Linked DNA regions of Homo sapiens: regions 1 and 2 are each linked to region 3. Evidence: chromatin loops called from intact Hi-C (ENCODE). Cell type or tissue: sigmoid colon. All regions are shown on one strand. Each heading gives the region's core, and the rest is flanking DNA. Links, peaks and the distances in the headings are about the cores only.

What was found. Hi-C counts contacts between places; a loop is a spot of excess contacts. Peaks named below come from ENCODE experiments on the same cell type or tissue, not always from the same donor. Only the 100,000 strongest peaks of a DNase experiment are listed, where the experiment ranks them.
Region 1: it touches region 3 in a loop (2.3-fold over the local background); 48 of 110 quality-filtered maps call a loop at or near these places.
Region 2: it touches region 3 in a loop (2.5-fold over the local background); 3 of 110 quality-filtered maps call a loop at or near these places.

What each region holds. Positions count from the first base shown.
Region 1 is chr2:217,647,606-217,655,248 of GRCh38, reverse strand. All of the region lies in intron 2 of DIRC3 (disrupted in renal carcinoma 3), which reads left to right. Among named protein-coding and RNA genes, the nearest start is that of DIRC3, 140 kb to the left of the region's middle. In sigmoid colon, for the core only: a CTCF peak has its summit at 4,306 (motif pointing left); a DNase peak (open chromatin) is centred at 1,848; H3K27ac peaks cover 539 bases.
Region 2 is chr2:217,244,541-217,252,183 of GRCh38, reverse strand. It overlaps the pseudogene RN7SKP43. Among named protein-coding and RNA genes, the nearest start is that of DIRC3-AS1, 34 kb to the left of the region's middle. In sigmoid colon, for the core only: no CTCF peak of the experiment used is centred there; DNase peaks (open chromatin) are centred at 2,063, 2,453, 3,703 and 4,373; H3K27ac peaks cover 1,452 bases.
Region 3 is chr2:217,709,969-217,717,611 of GRCh38, reverse strand. All of the region lies in intron 2 of DIRC3 (disrupted in renal carcinoma 3), which reads left to right. Among named protein-coding and RNA genes, the nearest start is that of DIRC3, 77 kb to the left of the region's middle. RefSeq lists an enhancer at 3,838-3,887. In sigmoid colon, for the core only: a CTCF peak has its summit at 3,936 (motif pointing right); DNase peaks (open chromatin) are centred at 3,171 and 3,931; H3K27ac peaks cover 1,537 bases.

The DNA of each region.
Region 1 (7,643 bases), core at 1,201-6,200, 63 kb after region 3:
CTCCTGGGATCTTCCTCCAGTCTCATGCATAAGTCTGGTCCCAGAGCTAGGGGTTATCTTGAGCCACGTTGGCTACATGAAGCTGTTTTCTCTGTATGCTCTGATCCAAGTGAGGTACTGAGATCCATGGTGGAGCTAAAGGACTGTGGGGGACATAGAAGCGGGTCAGGGTTGGTAGAGGAGACTCAAAGCTAGTGGAGCACCATGAAGCCTGTGTCTTTGGAGTCTGACAGATCCAGGGATTAATCTGACAATGACCACTTGCCAGCTCTGTGACCCTGGGCCATTCGTTTTATTTCCCAGCCTCACTTTCCTCATCGAGAGAAGTTGTTAACCCTCTGGTGATAAAATTTCACCTACTTTTGAGAGTGGCTAGGAGGACGAAAGAAAAACATTTATGTAAGGCTTTCTCTCATTTCCTAGTTCACGCTAGACATTCAATTCATGAGTTTCCTTTCCTCCTCCTTCTTTAAAACTTCTGGGATGAAAGGTAAAGAATAGAGAGCCATCCTGGAGAAAGAAAACCAAGGATGATTTGGAAGTGACCTTGACATACAGGAAGGACCCACACATATGCGTATCATGCCCTGAAGAAGAGAGAGCAGCTGCGGCCATTTCAGGAAGTAAAGAATTTTGTGTAACTGCAAACACACAGAGCCAAGGTGTGGGGTGGTAGTGACAAAGATTATATTACCTGCAGAATTATCTTTCAGCCCATAGATTGCCAGGCTTGGATAGGCACCAAGGAGTCCCTCCTCGCACTTGTCTCCTTTTCTCTTTTCGTCCCTACTTTGGGGCACTCCCTCTGACTCTCTCCCCACCCTTCCTGGCCACTGTGAGTCAGAGAAGCCCTCCAGACCTCTGTAGAAGTAGGTGGTGCTAGTTCAGGTTTCTCAGTGTGGAGCACAGATTCCACACGTAAGCCTTTCCCTTGCTAATACTGGTGACCTCTCAACATGACCTCACAGAGTTCATACGCCAAAGGAATTTCTTCTCAGATAGGTAAGGAGGGGGAGCCAAAGGAGTGAGAGGACCATCAGTCCTGATCTATCACATTAAAGGATGCCCCAGTAACCACTTATGAGACTCCATAGACTTACCTCATGAAGTAGCTTTAGGGATTTAGGCTAGACATAAAGAACATTCTAATAATGAGGGTTAAAGCTCTTGATCAGGTGAGCAATGCAAATTTCACACCCCTTTCAACTTACTACATTTTAAAAAAATAGAAAAGAAGATACCTTTAAAAAAATCGTCTTCTAAAATCAGGGAGATGGGAGACAGAAGCCCTCAAGACACTTTTTTCTCTAAGCTTGCGTAAATCAGTTCAGCTATGTCTGGGTCTAATGGGATCTCAGGTAGGGCACTGCATGAGCACTCAGGTAGGGATTCAGTTCCTTCTGAGCCCCATCCTTGTGCTTCCCCAATCCCTTCCACACATGGACCCAGACCCAGATTTGCAGCATGGGTTCTCTCCTGCCTGTGTTTTGCAAAAACCCGCCTTTGTTCTGGTGCCCACTCTCAGCTTTCTGTGAGAACAAAGAGGAAGTCCAGCTACAAACTGTCCTCTTGCAAAGTAATTAAGTTCATGGCATGGGGGCTGGTGCTCTTCAGGGCTGGCCAGCATGGGAGGGTTGGAGCCTACAATAGGTCTGCCAGGAGAGACCTGCTGGTTCTCACGTCCTTCCAGCCCCTAGTGGAGGTGGTGCTTCCACACGTAGTTGCCCAAGTGGTGACGTTTTGGGCACAAGGGACTCATGAAGTGTCCTGGGTCATGCTGGCACAGTTCACAGAGCCACGACTTCCTGGCTCCATTGGTCACTGGGATACTGCAGCCTCATCCACACGTGGCAGTAGAGGGTGTTTAAGGAAGGGCTTTTTTCACTCAGAACCTATGAGTCAGCTCATAAAAGAGAAGGCTGGGTTGCCAAGGGCATGTTTTCGGGGAGGAGAAAAAGAGAGGACTTAGTTATTCTTTACAGAGTGGATAGGAGCCAAAAAAGTTCTTTCTTCACTGAAAGAATAGAGAGACTTAAAAAAAATAAAAAAGGAAAGAATTTAAGTTAGAACTGAGATCTAAGATGTTTCAGCCCTAGGACCAAAAATAGAGAAATAGGTTGGATTTGTTTTTTGTGGATATTCTTCAGAATGGACTAGAATGGATATTTGATAATCCTAGCTAAGGGCAGCAAAATGCACTGGATGTGTGATGTACAAGATACTTGCCATAGGCAACAGATCAGAAGTAGTCCGGGGTGGAGGACCATGGCATCTTCTAGAATCTCTGCTATGGATTAGAAGTATTTTAGCAATGTTTTCTCTGGAGGCTGCAACCAGAGCCCACAAAGGGATTATTAGAAGGAAGGTTTAAGCTGACTAGAGGGAAAAACATTTGAATAATTAAAGCTGTCTAACAGTGAAATGGACTGTTTTACTAAGGCAATAAACTTCTGAATTCAGGGGGTATTTAAATCAAGGATTCAAATCTGGAATCCTTTGGAAGGTTTTTTCCTACATTGGAAGGGTGAAATTGATGCCCTTTACAGTGCTAAGGGTGAAATTGATGCCCTTTACAGTGCCCTTTAGCACATTTCTTATTCATCTATTTACCTCTAAAGGTTAATGCACTTAGAGCTATAATTCATTTTGATTGAAAAGCTGCTCCATTAGGCTAGGGTTTGTTCATTAATTTACTTATCCTTTGAACACCTACGGGTACCAGGCCTGGAGATACAACAATGAAAAAGACATGGCGACTTTGCATATGGCAGGTTCTTGGTATATTGGGAAGGCAGAAAGGAAACATAAATTGCAACTCGGCATGACAGGGGATGAAATAGAAGCACCAAGAGCTGTGGAAACACAGAGAAGGGAATAAAAAGCATCTCCCTCTCTCCAGGGGAATAGGAGAAGGCTTTTTAGAAAAAGTGACTTTTCAACTGGCAGCTTCCTCCCAATCTAATTCCATTCCACTCCAGTCCTGATAGGCTCACTGAATGTCTACTATGCGAAAGGCAAAGAGAATAAATGCAAGCATGCGTTATCTAAAGAGCTATTCAGCTTCAGATGCAAGTTCATATTTGTGCCTTGGGACGGGAGACACATATGAAAAAAATCTGGTCTTTAAGGAGCTTCCAGTGTCACAGCAGCCCTTCCTTCTAGGCTATGTGTCCCCTACTCTGGTGTAGAATTTAGATCAGAAAGGGGGTAAATTGGGTGGACATTTCAAAGCATGGTTTCAAAGGGCAGCAGTGGAGAATTTGTTTCTGTGGCTCCCCTGCTTTTCCTTGGAGTGGAGGTGGTACTCCAATGTGTGGTCGTCCCAGCGATGCCACTGTGGGCATAGGGGACAAAACATACTCTGCTGGGTCTTCATAGCTCCAGTTTGCAGCCCTAGGTGAGGTCTGTTGAATGCCAGCAGGAGGCAGGGAGACACGTTTTGTGATTTGCTTCTCCTCTGCATGTGGCAAAAGGTAGGCAAGGCTCAGGTGCTGGACGGAGGAAGACAGAAATCTATGGCTCATACTGTGGTATCATTACCATTGGGATGATGGAGAAACCCCAGGTAGCTCCAAACGTGTTGGTGTATAAATCAGCACCCAGCTATGAGACAAAATATCTGGTGTGGTTTTTAACAGAGGTAATTTAACCTAAAGAATTGTTAACTAGGGATTGAATGTTCAAAGGGAACCCTAAGACATCACAGAGTTGGCCGGGTGTGGTGGCTTAAGCCTGTAATCCCAGCACTTTGGTAGGCCGAGGCAGGCGGATCACTTGAGGTCAGGAGTTTGAGACCAGTCTGGCCAAAATGGTGAAACCCTGCCTCTACAAAAATGCAAAAAACTAGCTGGGCATGGTGGTGTGCGCCTGTAATCCCATCTACCCAGGAGGCTGAGGTGGGAGAATTGCTTGAACCCGGGAGGCGGAGGTTGCAGTGACCCAAGATAGTGCCGCTGCACTTCAGCCTGGGTGACAAGAGCGAGACTCCATCTCAAAAAGAAAAAAAAAAAAGACATCACAGAGTAGCAACTGCAAGGAAGGGGTACCATCCTTAGGGCCAGGGAAAGAAAGAAAGACGTTGGAATTATTACCAGCTGATGCTGGTCTCCCAGAGGAAGATAATGAGGATGGTACTTTGGGTGATGGAAAAAAGTGGCTGCTACTGGAATGAAATGCAGCTGCCAGGGTGAACGTGGCCCGGTAACACCTCCAGAAACGAGAAGCAAGGAAGTGGAACAAGAAGCAGACAGAAGGGAGCAGGCACCTTCTCCCCTCTTCCAGCCTTGCAGTCTCTCTCTCTAGTGCCCTCTATTGGCAGACCTTAGCAGGAAACTATTAGGCACAGCAGAAATGTGGTTTGCTGGGTCCCAGCTCAGGGACTCATAAAGTCAAGAATAGAAGGACGGATTTGCAGTTGAAGTCATTAGCTTAATAATTAGCTCAGTTGAACTGCTGGGGGAGGTGTCAGACCAAGGAATTTGCCAAAAGAAGCCAGGTTGGCTTCTGAGTTAGTTAAGGGAATACTAGCTACTGAATCAGACGCAAGCTCAAAAATGTATATGAGCTCAAATACAACTTTTTTTCTAGCTCTTATAAAGCCCAATATGGGTGTTTCTGATCAGTGGGTGACTCTCTAGGCAGTGATTCAAGGATCCAAGTTCTTTCCATTTTATGGCTTTGCAACTTCAAGTCTTCCAAGTTTGCATATTCATCTTTATTAAAACAGCAAAAGAGGACAGACCATGAAGTACATGAGGTTTTCATGTGCCAGGCCTAGAGGTGGCACCTTTGCCCACATTCCATTGGACAGAACTCAGATATGTGCACATAGCTAACTGCAAAGGGATGCTGGGAAACGTAGTCTAGCTGTGTGCCCAGGAAGATGTGGGAAAAGGAGAGATAATTGGCCAGTTCTGCCACATGTTCGGCTGACCCTACATAGGTTAGCTTTTCAGCAGTACTTTCCTATGAACACAGGCTGACCTTAGCTCATTCCACAGGTGTCTTCAAGAAAGAGGAGCTTGAGGATGTGGGAAAGATTGTATGAGGAAATGCCCTCCAAAATCATAATTTGTTCTTTGCTTCAATAAAACACGGGCTTGTGTTCTCATAGTGTTTTTGATTTTAAAAAGTTTTTCCTTTCATTCCAGTTCATTCCTGGGAAGAAAAGAGGGTGGTAGAGGAGATTCTTTCCAACTCTTTTTGCCTTTTTTTGTTTTTAATTAATGAACTAATTCACATTCACTGTCAAGAAAAATAAAACAACAAAATTCAAAGAATATACGTAAGATGAAAACGTATTTCTGCCATTTTTTGCTTGCCTTTTGATTTTGCTTGTGATGTCTTTGTATAGAAGTGTTTTATATTGTACTGTTGTAAACTTTATTCATTTTTTGGTTATGTCTTTCCCCTTCCCTATTCCAAAGTCATAAACACATTATCCGATATTTTCTTCCAGTATTTTTACGTGTACATTGTTTAGATTTTTAATCCATCTGGACTTTATTTTTGTGAATGGCATGGCATAGAAATTTGATTTTGTTTAGTGTTTTAGCCAGATGACTAGTTAATTGTCTATATATTACCAAATACTATACCCTTCTCCAGTTATTTGAAATGCTACTTTTATCATATCTTAATTCCTTTCTATGCATGGTGTATTAGTTTCTATTGCTGTTGTAAACAGTTACACAAACTTAGCAGCTTCAAACAACACAAATTTATTAATTACAGTTATGGAGGTCAGAGTCTAAAATCAAGGTGTTGTCAGGGCTGTGTGGAGGCAGCCATCTGGGGGCTCCAGGGGAGAATCCGTGTCATTCTGTCTCCAGCTGGCCACATTCCTTTGCTTAGGGCCCCCTTACATCTTCAATTCATCAGTGGTTGGTTGTCTTTCTTAGGCTGTATCACTCTGAAGCTGACTCTCATGATGACCTCTTCCATTTATGAACCTTTGTGATTACATTGGGCCCATGTGGATGATCCGTGATAATTTCTGTCTGTTTTCTGTTGCTTATAAGAGAATACCTAAAACTGGGTAATTTATAAAGAAAGAGACTTTATGTCTTACAGTTATGGAGGCTATGAAGTCCAAGGTTGGGCAGCCACATCTAGTGAGGGCCTTCCTGCTGGTAGGGACTCTCTTCAGAGTCCCAAGACAGCACAGGACATCACATGTCCAGGGTGCTAAGCATGGTAGCTCAGGTCTCTCTTCCTGTCCTCATAACGTCACCCGTCCCACTCTTGTGATTCCTCAGTAACCCATACCTCATTAATCCATGAAGGAATTACCCAAACACTTCTTGTTTTTTTTTTTTATTATTTTATTTTATTTTATTTTATTTTTTGAGACTGAGTCTCGCTCTGTTGCCCAAGCTGGAATGCAGTGGTGCAATCTCAGCTCGCTGCAGGCTCTACCTCCCAGGTTCAAGCAATTCTTCTGCCTCAGCCTCCAGAGTAGCTGGGACTACAGGCTCCCGCTTTGTATTTTTTAGTAGAGACGGGGTTTCACCGTATTAGCCAGGATGGTCTCGATTTCCTGACCTCGTGATCCGCCCGCCTCGGCCTCCCACAGTGTTAGGATTACAGGCGTGAGCCACCGTGCCCGGGCCAAACGCTTCTTAAAGACTCTGCTTCTCAATTGACTGCCACACTGGGGTTTAAATTCCAACATGCAATTTGGAGGGGACAAGCATTCAAACCATAGCAATCTTCCTATCTTAATCAAGGTCAGCAGATTGATTCCATCTGCAAACTTGATTCCTCCTTGCCATGTGTTATGGACTGAACTGTATTCCCCTGTCCCCTCCAGTTCATACGTTGAAGCCCTAATCACTGGTATCTCAGAATGTGACTGTATCGAAGGATAGGGCTTTTAAAGAGGTAATTATGGTAAAATGAGGTCGTATGGATGTGCCTTAATCCAATCTGACTGACATCCTTATAAGAAGAGGAAATTTGGACTCATGAAGAGACATCAGGGATGTGCATGTACAGAGGAAAAGACCATGTGAAAAAGCAGCAATAGGGCATCCATCTGCAAGCCAGTAAGAGAGGCCTCAGAGAAAAAGCAACCCTGTTTGTTCCTTGACCTTGGACTTTCAGCTCCAGTACCGTGGGACAATAAATTGCTGTTGTTTAAGCTACCTGGTCTGTGGTATTTTGTTACGGCAGCCCTGGCAAGCTAATATACCTCATAGCCTAACATAATCACAGGTTCCAGGAACACCATCTTTGGGAAGCTATTGTTCTGCCTATGACACATTAGTTGATTTGTAGGTTTTCTATTCTGTTGCATTGATCTACTCACTTATCCCTGAGCTAATACCATGTTTCTACAATTACTAGGGTGTTATTTTGTTTGGTAGGGTGAATGTCCTCTTTTGCTTGTTGTTTTCATTCGCCTGCATTTATTCTTGCATATCAATTTTAGAATCATCTTGTCAAGTTTCCTAAAAATAATCATTGCAATACATTTATAGATTGATCTGGGATTTACCTTTACATGAACACATATTTTCCCATTTAGTGAGTCAGCTCTTCTATATATCCTTGTTCATACTGTTCTTTTTTATTTCCTGGTAAGTTTTTTCCCAGGCACTTTCTAATTTTTGTTGATGTTGTGAATAGGATAATTCTTCCTC
Region 2 (7,643 bases), core at 1,201-6,200, 470 kb after region 3:
CTGAAGAGACAAAATCCGATTTTATCCACCAAGGTTCTCTCTATTTGAAATATCTTCTTCTCAACATCTGATACTGACTCCTCAATTTCAGCCAGTTCTAAAAGGCCTGTACCTACCCTGATTCAATGTACACCCTCCCTATTCTACCACAGTGGACTCTCAGTTATCTACAGGAAGCCACTTTCTCCACATCTCTGACCAGGGCTGGTATGTGGTATTAGGACACAATGTAAAAAATGCATTTATTATATGCTATTTTAGTTGCTTCTCTCTTAGTATAAATCCAATCTTATTTAGGTTACAAGATTCTAGAAGGCAGGCCTTATATGCTCTGTATTCCACGTAGTGGAAATACTTCTAATTCTGTAAATGATTTCTTAAAAGTCATACTGAGCCAAACACTGTGGAAAGTGGTAGATATTATGGCCTCTGCGCTAAAGGACTTTACAGAGACTGGCCCTTCTCCGTCTTGGAAGATTGTCCTTTTTGACCTTGAGGGAAGCTCCAGAGACGGCCTATGGCATGGTGAGGACAAAGAGGGCAGTCATAGCAGCTGGCCAGGCCATCAGGGAATCCACCTTGCAATCAACAAGGTGACACAAGTCCCATTCAAATTATCCTCACAACCTTTTAGTTTTCTAGCCCTGGAGCTCTCTTCATCTGTCATACTTGGTTTTGACTACATAGTAACTGCCACAAGAATGGGAAATAGTAAAAAGAGATGGACCTCAGAATCAAAAGTGATTGAATTCAAATTTAATTCGGCCTAAATATAGCTAATGAAATGTAGTCACTAATTTTGCAAGGTTGACCAGTCTCATATAGTCCTAATATAAATACAGGAGAGTTGTTTGGATCAGGGGATTGTGTTGCCCTGATCATTTCCTTGGCTTTCTCCCTTCCCTCACTGGCTGCTTCCTCACTGCAGATTTGCCCAACATACATGCATAGACACCACACAGAGGATACCCTTTCTTTCTCCCACTTGTCAGCTAAACCTTCTCCCTTTCCCTGAAGTGATTCTCTACCATCACCATCTCTCAAAAATCATGCTAAGTTGCAACAATTGTTTTTATTTTGTTCCCATAAATGAGATATTAACAGTTCAGGTCTCTAAGGTCTTTCATTTCAATCAATAATACATATTCCTGAAATTCTAAATATAAGTGGCCTCTGACTTTACATTTCTCAAGTCTTAGACAAGTATGCATGCAGTCTATAAACAGACTATGTGTGTGTATGTGTCAGAGAGACTACACGTGTGTATGCATATTATATACATGTATGTATTGAGAGACAATGACACATATGATCAGTCAAGAGTAGAAATATATTTTCTTCTACTCCTTCACTCTCCCACCACTTTTGTCTCTGGGACAAAAGCTTTGCCTCCATCCCCGCTTGCTCACATCCACCCCTCCCTTCTTTCACTCTGACTTCTAACCGTTTTTCTCCCCATTAACGCCCCCCACCTTCATTTTAAACCCAGTTTTATCTGGATCCTCTCAAGGAATTGCACTGTGATAGTCAGTGCAGAGACCCAGCCTCCAGGCTAAACTCTGGTGTGTCATTTAGTTACTAAGGACATTAATCTTCCTCCTTAGTTCTCTCTTAAGGATTATTTAAATTGGGCAGATTGAGAATCCATCTATTTCTTTAAAGTCCAGTCCATGAATAGCTGTTAACACAATGCTAGAGTTTAAGGCATTAAGCATGTACCTGCAAGTACTTTGCAGTTCTTCATTTCCTTCCCTCTGGGAGTGCTTTCCAGTAGACAGGGGGAGGGGAGGGAGCAGAGCCTAAGTAAGCTGATTTATCTGGAAAAGCACTCCTCTCCATCTTTGCCATTTTAATAAAGCTTAGCTTGGGGAAAGATTTGGAGGCCTTCAGGAGCAGGTCCGTTAAAACAATTGAGGAGTGTGTGAAACACAGCTCAGGCTCTGCATCCCAGTCTTCAAACTGACGTCACCTCATAAATCCACAGGCACAGCCTGGACCCATCAGCGAGCTGCTTTTTCAGGAGATTAATTATTTGTTCAGACAGGGGTCAGGTGGAGGGTCTTTGAAAGATTCCTTCAGTGTTTTGCCCCACCCCCCTCTCATGGGGGTGAAAAATGGAACTCTCTGTACAGCCAAGATGTAGAAAGAACACTGCGTGCAGAATCAGAAGGGACGTGTGCAGCGTTTGACCCACACTGCCCAATTAAGACAAGAGGGGACTGAGGGGCCAGAGAAGTGAAGGGGCTGTGCATTGGCTCTCCTTACCTTGCTGTCCTAAGGTTATAGGTTTCCAATTTGTCCCCAGGGCAGACTTCAGTAAGGCTGAAAATGCAATAAATTGAGAAAGGCATGGCGTTAGGGGAAGCCATCTGACAGAAGGACATTTGGACAGTGTCTGCAATCCAAGGGGGTCATGGAGGCTCTGGGAGGCCTCACTGTCAGCCCTGGAGCAGAGGTTTCTTTCCAGGAAGTGCCGGGCTTTGCACATCAACCACCTGGATATGTCTCTGGGGAATCACTTAGACACACTCAAGAACAGCAATCACTTAACAAAAAGCAGAAGAGAGGGAAAAAGGCTGAGGTGCAGCAGTTGTCAAATGCATGAGAGTTTCCAGAAGGAAGATTGCAAAGGCTCTGTACTCTCAGGGCAAGATAATGGGAAGGGAGATTTTCTGAGAAAGGGGGTAGGGATTGATTAAACTGGAGTTAGTCAGAAAGGTACTCAAATTTTGTTCACCCATTTTAGGAAAGTTTTAAACAGTGGTTTGTTAGTAAATGGTTAAAAACTGTTCGTGGCGGAGGTGGGAGGTCGGTGGGGTGGCTGTTCTACTTATCATCTGCTGATTTCTGTGGTGTAAATACTCCCTTTGACCCTGATTTCAAGCACCAATGTGAGGTCACTGAATGTGGAGTTGGGAAGAGATGGGAAAAATAGGCTCTTCTGAGCTGGTGCAAGCTGGCTCCAGCTCACCCCTGGTTGTAATAAATATGCTAACAGGGTTCCTAAAGAATGTTCTCAATTCTCGTGCCCTAAGAGGCTACATGGTCCAGCTAAAGGTGCTGGAAGCCAGTCCTAGTGTCAATTTCTTCCTGCCATCCAATCCCAGCTATCAGTTGACAATTTGTGCACTTTTCTCTATTTCCATAAAAAGTTGAAATATTAAACAGTGCAAAATAAAGAAGTCTTGTTATCCCCTGCAATTACAAATGTATAAAATTTGACATCCTCAATTCTCATCATCATTTCTCTAATAGTTCTTGTCTTTGATAAGGCACAGGATTGGGTTGTGTTGTCAGTGAGCAAAAAGAGGAACTGCAGACTGCAACTGTTGGAACTGCAACTAGTGTGCGGTCCCCTATTTGAAGACATGGAAAGAGAAAGCCTAGCTCTTCTTTCAGCTACAGGGCCTGATCTGCGCAGCCTGATGGGAATCAGAGAGTTCTGGAACGCAGCTCCTTTCATAGCCCTTGGCTCCTCTGCACGCCCCAAATAAACACAGATTGTCAGTAGTGGTTTCAGATGAATACCCCTGCAAATGCTGGCATAGCAGGCTGGGGCAGCCACGGGTCTTACCCTCCAGGGAGGGAGCCCGGAGCAGGACTGCCACGCAGAGATGCAGTTGAAGAGGGGAAGGGGAGGGGGTCTATGAAAGCCAATGGCAGAGCCCTGTGGTTTGGCAGTTGGCCTGGGAGCCCTGGAGCCTTCTGGGAAAAAGCCAGGAGGGGAGGACAGAGTGAGGGAGAAGGGGTGGGGGAACTGCTTCTCAGGGTTGGGCTGGCTGCTGCGCCTGTCAGGGCCAGAATTGTCGGCTCTCTTCTGGAGTGACTTACTACATACAGAGAGGAGGAAAATGAACTAAGGTGCACTGGGCAAGTCACAGCCAGGATTTCCCTCCAATCTCACAATAGGGCTATGAGGCAGATTTTCATCACCATTTCTCAAATGGGGAAACTGAGGCCCCACAGGTAAGAGGATTGGCCTGTGCCACACTAATATTAATGGCTAAAGGTGAGATTTGATTTCACCCTTTCTGCACCCAAGGCCCTGATCTCCCCTTGGTTTTATGCTCCTTTTTGGCACCTCTACATCAAACCCTTTGGCTCCACCAGCCAATCTAGTGTGACACTTATTTGTCTGATTTTAGTTTGTTTCACCGTTTTGTAAACAGGTCCCTTGGTTGTTGAAGGGGCTGTCCAGGCTGACTGTGGTGGCCCCCTGTGAGGACAAGGGAAGGGACTCTTGGCCTCCAGCTTGTCTGTGTGGCCAGGATCGATGTGCTCCTGGAATCCACACCAGAGAATCTTAGCTGTGTCGGCACAGCCAGGACGTAAGTGCCATCCTCCTGCCAGAAGATTGTTAATAACACCAACAATTTCTTCGACTTCTGGCTGTGGATACCAGCAGCCTGTGTTAAGTCAACTGTGTGTCCTCACTAGCATGTTGGCGCGGGTCAGCTGCTCAGTCATAAATCCAGACATGTCTATCTATCTGTCCATCAGTCCTTGTGGCCACACTGCCCTTCAGATCTTTCCTGCACAAACATGAAACTTAACACGAACTCCTCACAAGGGCACTCAGCCCTTGGCTTTCACTTGGAATAAACAGGCAGGTCTCTAGATGCAAACACCCTGCCCAAAGTGAAACGCAGCCAGCACGGCCACCTGCTCCCTCCCCTCTTGCACTCCTCACACTTTCTGGGTCCCTCCCCACTGCCATTTTGTTATTCTCTATTCAAATGTCAAACACTAAAGTTCCTAGTTGTTTTAATAACTTCTGCTGAATTTCTACAGTTTTAATAAAGTATTCTGTTTCCATTATTGATAAGATGATGGCTTTCCTGGCTGGGAGAGTCAGTAAGAGATTTTTCTCTCACTTGAGCAGGTCTATTTTATCATCTTGCAAATAGGAATACTGTACATGGACTTCCATAGATGACAGTGATGCTACCACCCACTAATAATGATAATAAATGTTAGCTGCTACTGCAGCCACTGCTACAGCAGCCACTGCTACAGCTAACGTTTATTGAGCACTTACTATGTGCTGGGCAGTATGTATTAAATGCTTTATAAAGATTAAGTATTTGATCCTCACAATAACCCCATGAAGTAGAGCCCGTTATTTTCTCCATTTTCGTAAGAAGAAAATGAGATTCAGATGAGTTAAGTTGCAACTTACTTAAGTTTCCAAAACTAATAAATAATAAATCTGGTGCCAGAATTTGTTTTTGACCACTTTTCTATAGTGATATGAACCCCAAATATGCATGTGTATGCATGTACAAAATTAAGCTTCACTATATAAAGTGGTCATTTCAAAGGTCAGAAACTGTTCAATATCAGCAATTTCATGATTCAACCTAAAACACTTCGGCCAGAATTTTCTGAATGTGGCCACCAGACTTGATTATCCTTAGACTTTGGTGCCTTTCCTAGAACAGGCCCTCAGTCAGTAAATGTTTTCTGAGCATAAGAGTGAGGAATTGAGTGGGTGCAGGAATGACAGAGAGGGGTGTGAATGATCACAAGCAAAGGCAAGTTTCAGTTGCAGGGGGAATGAGTTTCAGGGGGCACAGCAAAGGGTGTGGGCATGTGCGTGTGTACATGTGTGTCCAAGGACCTGTGCCAGTGGTGGGTGGGTGCAAGCCCCTTTAAAAGCTACACTCTGTTATTATCTTCCCTGTGGAGTGATGTGACTACTCACGTTTCCATCCATCCTATATTTCTCATGGCTGCCACAACATAGTACCTTCAAAAGAAATAATCGAATAGACATTCTTTTGAAGAAAGTGTTATAGGCTTAGCCAACTCCCATAACTCCTTTCTAATACCAGTAACCTAGGTTGAGAGGGTGTTGGTTTCAATTCAATGGGAATTGATTTGAGAGCGAATCATCCCGTGGTCAGAGCCCCCGGAATCAATCTGTCCTCTCATCTCACTTTTGCTTTCTCTTTCTTCTCATTATCTGTTAGGATGAAAGTAGTGTAAACCTGATTCTCCTTTGTAATCTCCACAGCTCAGGGGACCTGGTAGGGAGGGGAGGCCGGAGGTGCTGGAGAAGAGTGTGAGGGAGAACGAGGAGCCTTGGGGTGGGCACCAGGCTCTCTGGGAGGAAGGCGCATCGGGAAGGCAGGTGCAGCCCAACCTTGCCAGATGGGATGTTCAAGGCACCCAAGGAGCAAGGACACCAAACCCTAAGATCCAGAAAGCAGGAAGGCAAAGCTTAGAGCTTCATTTATCTTCCCTGGGACGCCTTTGGACATGATTCAGGAAAGAGAAGGAATAAAGTCAGCACAAAGGTGTGAAAGGTGGGTCAGATACCAAGGGGGAGCAATATGTAACAGAGGACGGAAAACATACCCTCTGCTCACCCCTGCAAAGCAAGGTCACCATATGCTTTAATTTTGTGTCGCACACTTCTGTCTATAAAAATGTTTTTAATACATCTGCAAATAAATGGATGTTAATATTTGAATAATATACACATTTAGTACCATGACGATATACTATGTACATTATGAAACAGACGCAAAAATATAAATTAAAAATTGATAAGATAAAAATAAGTAAGAAAAGAAGTTATATTTTCTTTCCACACTCCCAAGGAATCATCTCATGTACCTCTGAGGTGAACTCACATCGTTCTGCAGGCCTTTGGGTTAGAACAGTGCTGCCAATAGAAATATAATGCAAATTGCATATGTAATTTACATTTTTCTAGTAGTCTCATTTTAAAATGTAAGAAGAAATAAATGAAATTCATTCTAATAATACATTTTAATCTAACCCAATATATCCCAAGTACCATTATCTCAATGGGTAATCAATATAAAATTATTAACGAGAGATTTAAAGTTCTTTATTTTGCAGCAAAGGCCTCTAAATTTGGTGTGTATTGTAAACTTATGTCACATCTTCATTTGGATAGCCCACATTTCAAGGGTTTGTCAACTACATGTGGCTAGTGTCTACTATATTAGATGGTATGGGGTTGAAGGACTATGATACCAGGAGGAATGGGAATCCTAGGGGACACTGAATTTCTGTTTGCGGTCAAGGCTGAGAACGTTAGAATAAGGATGCCTAATGCACCATTGCCAGCACTGGAACTGTAATCTTCCAGTTCCTTTAACCAGATGGCCTTAAAATAAGCACATTACTCAGGTTGCAGAGTAACATGATTCCATGAAAAAGGAACTATACATAAGTACATAAACGTATGAGCATAGCAAAAATATGCATGAACATACATTAACAATGAATACTGATCACCTTGAGGATATGGAATAGGAGGACAGTGAGCAGCAGAGTATTAAAATTGTCTACGTATGTATCTATATAGTTTGAGTTGTCAAAATCTGTATTTATTTTTAAAATATTCTAAAGGACAATAATTTTCAAGCGCGTGTATTTTTTTTTCAGAAAGTATGCAGGCTGAATCCTTATTGATAAAATAATATTTCCTTCAGCTATGGAAACCTAAACCTACTGTAGAGTCAACGTTTTTCTCTTATTGAATGAAAGAGTCTTCTGTCTTTTTTATTCTTTCTTTTTTACATGGAGGAAGAGTTGGGAAAGGGATTTTGGGCTTAGGGTTGCCAGATAAAATACAGGACGCACAGTTAAATTTGAATTTTATAGAA
Region 3 (7,643 bases), core at 1,017-6,016:
CACACAGACACACCTTCTCACAGGCAGTTGTGTGCTAGCATGCACACTCATGCCACCCCATCTTGAACATAGACTGCAGACATGTTAGTGCATGCAACACATGTGGGGCATTCACACACTCATGTGCATGCACACACAAACACAACTTTATGCACATGCTGGCCAGCAAGTGTGCACATTCATGGGCTCACACAGGCATTCGTACCAAGTGTACATGTTATAGATATATTTATTTATGTAAATCATGCTCGCACACTAGCTGGCACTTTCAGAAACACAAATATGTGTACCCAGGCACATAGATAAAAGCCTGGATAAATCCAGGCTCATATACATAGGCACACACAGACAAACACATCCTAATCTTTTCATCTAAAATCCAAAAGCAAGACAGTTCCAAAGACCTTTAAAACATGCATACTCTAGACTTCCAACTTCTTTCCTGGCCATGAATAAGAATGGATTTGGGCACTGGGGCTGATTAATTTGTCCAGTAGAAGACAAAAAAGAGCTGGAAGAGAGTTGCCCTTTCTTTGTTCTGCTTTGAGCCATGGCCAAGGCCATGTATGTGGTTGAAAAATAATTGGTGGTGGACGGCATCTTTTCAGGACCCTACCACCAGCCATTTGACCTTGTTGCCATCCCAGGCGGATGATTTTTAGGCTCTCAGGAAAGAAAATTTCAAAATATTCTTGATCCCATGAAAGTAGAACTCACACCCCTCACATCCATGAAGTCTCTTCTCTTCGCTAGCCTGCTCAGCCATAAGGGGACTGGATTGAATGAGTAGAGGGCTGTGTATTGCGATTTGGTGATTTTGATTTTCTCATTTTTGAAATTGAGTTTAGAAGTGTTTTCATCCTTTTCTGAGGTTTGGGGTTTTTCCTCTCTCAACTGCCTTCCTCACCCCTATTTCCCGCACTGTTATTAGGGAAAGAAAATTGGAGACCGTGTCCATTTTGAGCACGTCTCCCAGAATAATTGTGCCGTGACACACGGGGAGCGCAAACGGAAAACAGGAAGCCAAGCTGCAAGGGCTCGTTTGAAACTGGCAAACTTTGCAGTCAAGTCTTCAGCCAGAAAATCCACAGATGGCAGCCATTTCCCACACCACTTCCCTCCACATCTGGTTCCAAATGGAGGCTGCCATAGGTCTGATCTGTCTCCTGTGGTGGGGGTGATGACCTTCCCCATCAGCCCCAAGACCAAGTTCAATGCATTTGCTGCTGGCTTCACATGGCCAATGCTGGAAGCAGCAGCCCCTGACCACCCTCAACTGCTGTGACCCATGGAGCTGGGGCTCCATGTGAAGCCTTCCATGGACATTTATTTTGGAGGCTTTTTGGCAGTTTTGGCAGATTTGGGTCAGAAGTGGCTTCAAGAAGCCTAATTTACTTAACTACTTTCATTGTACTTTAGTGTCCTCCTCATCTCAATCTTATAATTTCTCTTAATTTTCAATAAAATGTGCTGGAAAGATCAGATTATTGGGGTATGGGGCTGTCAGAGTGCTCTAATGAGTGAGTAAGATGTTGTAGAAGGATGCTGACAGCAACTGCAAGATGTTTGCAGCTCCTAGGTTGGCAGCTAGTGAAAAAGAAGTGGCAAAGGATGTCTTGGTGGGTGATTTTCCTCTAAAACAGGAGCTAGTAGCATGACCTCCCCAAGAGTCATTCTGTTGCTTAGAGGCAATGATAAGTATTTCACTATTTAAAGGGCTGTCCTCAGGGACAAGGAATCACGAGATTATTCTGTATAGCTGTAGAGGGCTATTATGGGCTGCACTGGTTTAGTTTTTCTGCATAACAAAACTCTACAAAACTTATTGACTTAAAACAACATTTATTTAACTCATAATTCTGAGAGCCAGCAATTTGGGCTGGGCTCAGCTGGGTGGTTCTGCTGACCTGGGCCAGGCTTGGCTGATCTCAGCTGGGGTTCATACATGCATCTGCAGTCAGCTGTCATGCTGGCTGTGGGTTGTCCCCAGGACTTGAGAGAGTAAGAGTCTAAGCTTAGGAAGGCCTAAGCTGGGATGACAGAGTTCTCCTCCATGTGTTAGTTCATCCTGTAGCAGACTATACTGATCTTGTTCTCATGCCAGTGACAGGGTTCAGAGTGAGAGAGCAGAAGTACGTGAGGTCTCTTGAAGTCTAAGTTCAGTAATGGCATGACATTACATTTGATCAAAGCAAGTCATAGATCAGTCCTGCAAAGTCACATGTTAAGGGCATGGATACAAGGAGGAGTGAAAAAGGGTGACCATTTTTACAACCTACCACTTGGGGGACACATTTTGACCTGATATTCAAAGCTCCTTCTAATGAGTTGAGCTGCTCAGCCGTGGGACAGATTGTCCTGCTGGCCATGGGCCTGCTGTAGAGGAAGGACTACCTCTCAGATGATCAGAATGGGACCACTGGGCTGCCAAAAGCCCTTCTGATTCCAAGTGTTTATTTACCAGGAAATTATTTTCACCTACCCAGAGTCGAAGATTTTCATAATTAAAGAATAGGAAAATTGGAATAATTTCCCAAATCCTTGACTGCCCCATTCATGGCCAAATTTCTTCACCCCCCACCCCCTGCCACCATTGCTGACCAGCCTCCTCTCTCTTCCATTCACTCATGTTGCACCCCCAAGTCCTGGCCTTGCCCACGTGTACCTCTGATCACATCCACCAACCTGTCTATGCTTAGTGTCTTGTTGGGGGTAGAGAGCAGAAGACAAAGGAGAAAGCATGCTCTTAAAGACAAAGGCTGCTGGACTCCGAATTTATATTATAGTCTCTAAAGAATGATGTGTGCTGGAGAAGAAAAAAGACACAGCACGTGCATATTTTTCAAAGAAATGCACACGTGCGGAGAGTGGAAAATTAAAGAAGCCAACAACCCAAACCGAAGTTGGTTCTGAAGGAGGGAGATATAAACTTGAGCTCCAGAGCTGGAGCCAAGACAGGAAGTGGGCTTGGCTTGCACGAGGTGCATATGCTGCATGGAAAACCACTCTACGCTGCTCAACTCCCTGTCTTCCTAATTCCCCTCAGCTTCCAGCCTCTGCTGACCCTGGGAACAATGCAGCACTGTGCTGAGACTGTGCCTTTTGTAATGGCCTGGGAGAGGAAGAAAGGAGAAACTGGTCTGGGCGTCTGCGTGTGTGAATCACCCGTGTCACATGGCCAGGCCGGCTGCAGCGTCTCCCCGGGTCTGCACAGGGCACACAGGGAGCATGGCCTGAGCCCATGCCTGGAGGCTGGTCAGCCAGCTGCAGAGTGCCCCACTCTGAACCACACAGCCAGGGAGAGGATGGAGAAGGGGGAAGGTCTGGTGCCATGAGGGCCTTGGAGGACATTCCTTGTTGCCGTGGGGGCAGGCTCTGGGCCCTGGATGTCCCCCGCAATCCCAGATCATTTGTGGAGATTGGGTCTGATGTTCGTGAAAGTCACAGACTTTTTGGTTCATCACTGAGACCTGCAGGACGCTGGCTTGTCTGTTGATTCAGGCAAGACACGTCTCCTTCAGTGTGGGGGCTTTCTCCAAGGACCAAAATATGTCCAGGGTATGGAGAAACCACCTTATTCTGGAGAAAAGAGGGTACAATGAGGTGGGCAGGAGCCAGGGCTGTTCTGTTTTCTAGAACCTTCTAAATCCTGGCTTTAGAGTCACAAGCAAGAGACGCTAAGGCAGGCTCCTCGGAGGGCAGGTTGGAAGATGGTTGGTGTCAGGACAAGAGGAAGATTCGGGCCAGACACCAAGAAAGGCCTGCGCTGTTTGAAGACAGAGCAGATTACTGAGGGTGGTTGCAGCACCCCCCCAATCCCTGTTTCTACTTGGAGAGGGCTTGCACTGCGTGGAGGCACGGGAATGGATCTGTGACCCTGGGCAGTCGGAATTAACCTGACCTGGCCAGCCGAGGTGCCTTCTCACAGACACCCTGCAGAGGGCAGTGTGGTACTGCGGGCAGGACTTTGTTGCCTCATCAACTTTTCTTTCCACCCTGCGGCCCTCCTAATCTTTTAAAATCAAAGCTGCTTAGACACAACCTGAGCGCTGCTTGAATGACATGGATTTAGCCTGGTGCTCTGGGCCCCCTTTGCTGAGGGAAGCCCTCCAGCCTTGGATGTGCTCAGAGAGCTTACCTAACTCTCCCCTCTGCCTGCTTCCAGGCCTTGGGGACAACAGCTAAAAGTGGCTGTGTAGATGGGCAGAATTTGGTTGTACATATGTAGAGCCTCAGGATTTTCAAAACACATTTTCATCTGCTCCTTGAACCCATTCTTAGAGGTGGATGGGATGCTCCGTTTTATAAGAGAGAATTGAGACCCAAAGAGAGGGGAAGTGACAGCTCACGGGGGCCCAGCTGATTCGAGGCAGAGACACGTGGGGGACCCTGGTCTTCTAACCCTCAGTCCAGTGCTCATTCTACCCCTTGCGAAGCCCCTGAAATGCAACCGGTGTCAGTCCCCTCCACCAGCCGACCTCCCCCTCTTTGTGGTTCTGTTTTCTCCCAGGTGAGGGGGGGTGAAGATGCCTCTGCTACTCCTAGATCCTTGAGCCACTCCCTGGCCAACTGTATGATCTCTGGTAAGTCCCCTCGCTGGGATTTGCTTTTCCTACCAGAACAATGAAGTTATTGGATCAGATGATCTCGAAGGTAGCTTGGAACCTTGACCTTTCCTGGTTCCATGTTTGGGCTGTGTCCCCAGTTACAAGTTATTTGGTCGAATTGAAGAATAGAACCTTGCAGGGTGGTGGGTGACAGATGCAAACTCCAGCTGTGAATCTGACCAGACTCTGTGCATTGAGCTGGTTGTTTTCATGTGGAGGGTGCAACCTTGTTCCCCAGGACTTGAGAGAGTCAGGTCAAACCACATGAGGACATTCTGCTTGCTGACAAATGGCATAGACGGTGGTGTCAGTGGATGTGAGTGACAGTCGTCAACTGTGCCCCACAGAGCTCCACACTGAGAGGCCGGTTGTCGGATGCTGGGGGGACAGTGCACTCTTCCAGGGCTGTGCTTCCTGCTCCATCTCCCTAGCAGCCCTTTGTATCCCCGGCAGTTGGGAGTCGGCACGAGCTCTGTTTCTGTGCTGGTTGCCTCAGCAGGTCTGCTGTTTTCCAGGAGGAGTGCATAGGAAAAAGAAAGAGCCAAACCCTTCAAGGCACACCCAGGGTCACAATTACAAGATATACTTTGGATGTGTGGGATGGGGAGGAGTGGAAGGACAGAGCAACATAGACAGAGCCTGAAAGTCAGAATTCCTTTTTGACATCATCAACCACCATTCATTGAGCACTGAGCATGTGCTAGGTACTATGTACCCACAACTGGGTACAACTCTTAATAATCTCATTTTACAGATGATGACATTGAGGCCCAGAGAAACTGTGTAACTAGTCCAAGATGGCACAGCTCAACAGAGGTAGAGTAGTGATGGCTAAGTGCACACCCTTAATTCCTCCTCTAGGCTCTATCCATCTCCCTGACTGAATTATCATCTTTATTATCTCACAAGAAATTAGGCATACCGCCTTAAAAGTAAGACTATGCTCATGAGTAAACTGAGGAAGAACATCTGCCATCTGTACTGTTCCCAGAAATCTGGGAGATGATCTGTTTTTCTTTCTATCTATCTATCTATCTATCTATCTATCTATCTATCTATCTATCTATCTATCTGCCATCTCTGAGTCTTCTCCAGGTATCCCACCAAGTAGGAAGTTGGCTATGATTTCCACATCCATACTCTTACATGTTCTTCTACGAAGTTCTGCAGAGTAGCAAGGGCTGGTGGTGTATTCCTGAGATGAGAAAGTAGAGACCCGGCAAAGGCTAGTGATTTACTCAAGGCCCCAGAGCTGGTTGGTGACTGGCCTAGAACAAGAACCCAGGTTTCCTGACTCCTGGTCATAGTGTCCTATTCACCATGAAAAGACTTCTGGGAAAAGAGATCTGACTTGGCCAGGGAGACCTGGGGATGCTGGCTTCCCAGCCATAGTGATCCTTGCCTGCAGGTGCTTTGAGTTCCTGGGGTTTCTGTGCTAATCTGTGCCCGGAGGCCCAGCCCTGCCAGGATCAGCCGAGGATTTGAGTCCTAATGCAGGTTCGGATGGGAGATTTTGTGGGATTCATCCTACATTTAAGGCCTGGTGTGGGTAGCCAGGGGCTTTCCCATAGAAACCACAGCTATGTACTGTGTCAGGGCTAACAGTCCAGGGGGAGTGCAAAGCTTTGTGCTGCAAACCAGATCTGCTCACCAAGCCATTGCTGCAGCCCTGCTGTCCTGGGGCAGCTGGAGACAGGGAGAGCCCATGGCAGGGAGCCTCTGGTGAAGGCTTAATGGCATTTGCATGGGGTTTCATACCACACAGGCATGGAGTGGCTTAGATTTCTGAGAAACCGTTCCACCCTGTCTGGATGGCTTAAGGGAAGCCTTTGCTGGAGGAAGGGACCTTGACACATGATTTTTAGAGAATTTTTTCTACTTAGGTTATTGCTTCCTCCCCCTAGTTTTGCTTTTCTGCTTAAAAAACTGGCATGGTTAAATGCCTGTAACGTAAAACTTCAACTCTTTACCTTGACAATAAGTTTACCTTCTTAGCTCATCTTTGCTACTCTCTTCCTCTGGCCCTGTCCTTTCTCTTGTTTCTATTTTCCTAACCCTATTGAACAATTGTGTAATCTTGTGTAAATCCCTTGTGTTACAGCCTGTAGTTGTTAGACAGAGCATAGATTTTCAACAGATCTGAGTTTGAATCTCAGCAGGCAGTCTCCAGCCTGATGTGTGAACTTGGCCAAGTCACTCAATCTTTCTGAACCTTGATTTATTGTTCTATAAAATGGGAGTAATGACATCTAACTCTCCTAGGTGTTATGGAGGTCTAAGGGGGACCTGTAAGTTCTTAGAAAAGTAGAGAGTCTCTGAATTTGTTGGAATGAGGAAGTTGAGTGAGGAAGAGTGAATCTATTGAATATGGAGAAGAGATTCTGAGCTTGACTTTAGTCACCAAGTAATTGAGTTCCTGTAATGTGATGTGTGAATCTGTGGATTAGGAGATGTGGCTTTGGGACATCTGTGGTCCATGCCTGTCCTGGAGTGTGAGTTTGAATGCATGGTGATGATGGCAGTTGGTGTAAATGTGTGGGATAAAAGGAGCTATCTGACAAGCTTCCCCAGAAGAAGGGATCTGGTGTGACTCAAGCACCTTAGGCAGCAGGAAGCTGGAGGGTGAGTGTGTGATGTGAGATGGCCTGAGAAAGGCCTGCTAGGCTGGAGAATGGATTGCATGGCATTTATCTTTGTGGGAGTAGAGATGGTGTTTCATGGTCTTTTAAATGAAATTTGAGAAGGTGGGGGATGCCGGGAGATGGAGTGCTTTGAAGCTCCACCAGTAGAAGGTCTCATTTAGGCTGAAAGAGGCTTTGGCTAAAGACAGAAAATTCAACATAGTATGGGGAGAGCAGGTTAGTGGGGAGGTATGTGAGATGACACCACTGTGGCACAGCCAGAACTTGAATCAGTGTCCAAAGGAATTTCCTCTACCAGAGTAGTTCTTCCAGTTTTTGCTTGTAAGAGCTCACCCACCTCGGAGAACATCTCAAATGGCATATTCGTTTAAGTTTTTCATTGCTTTGATGGTTC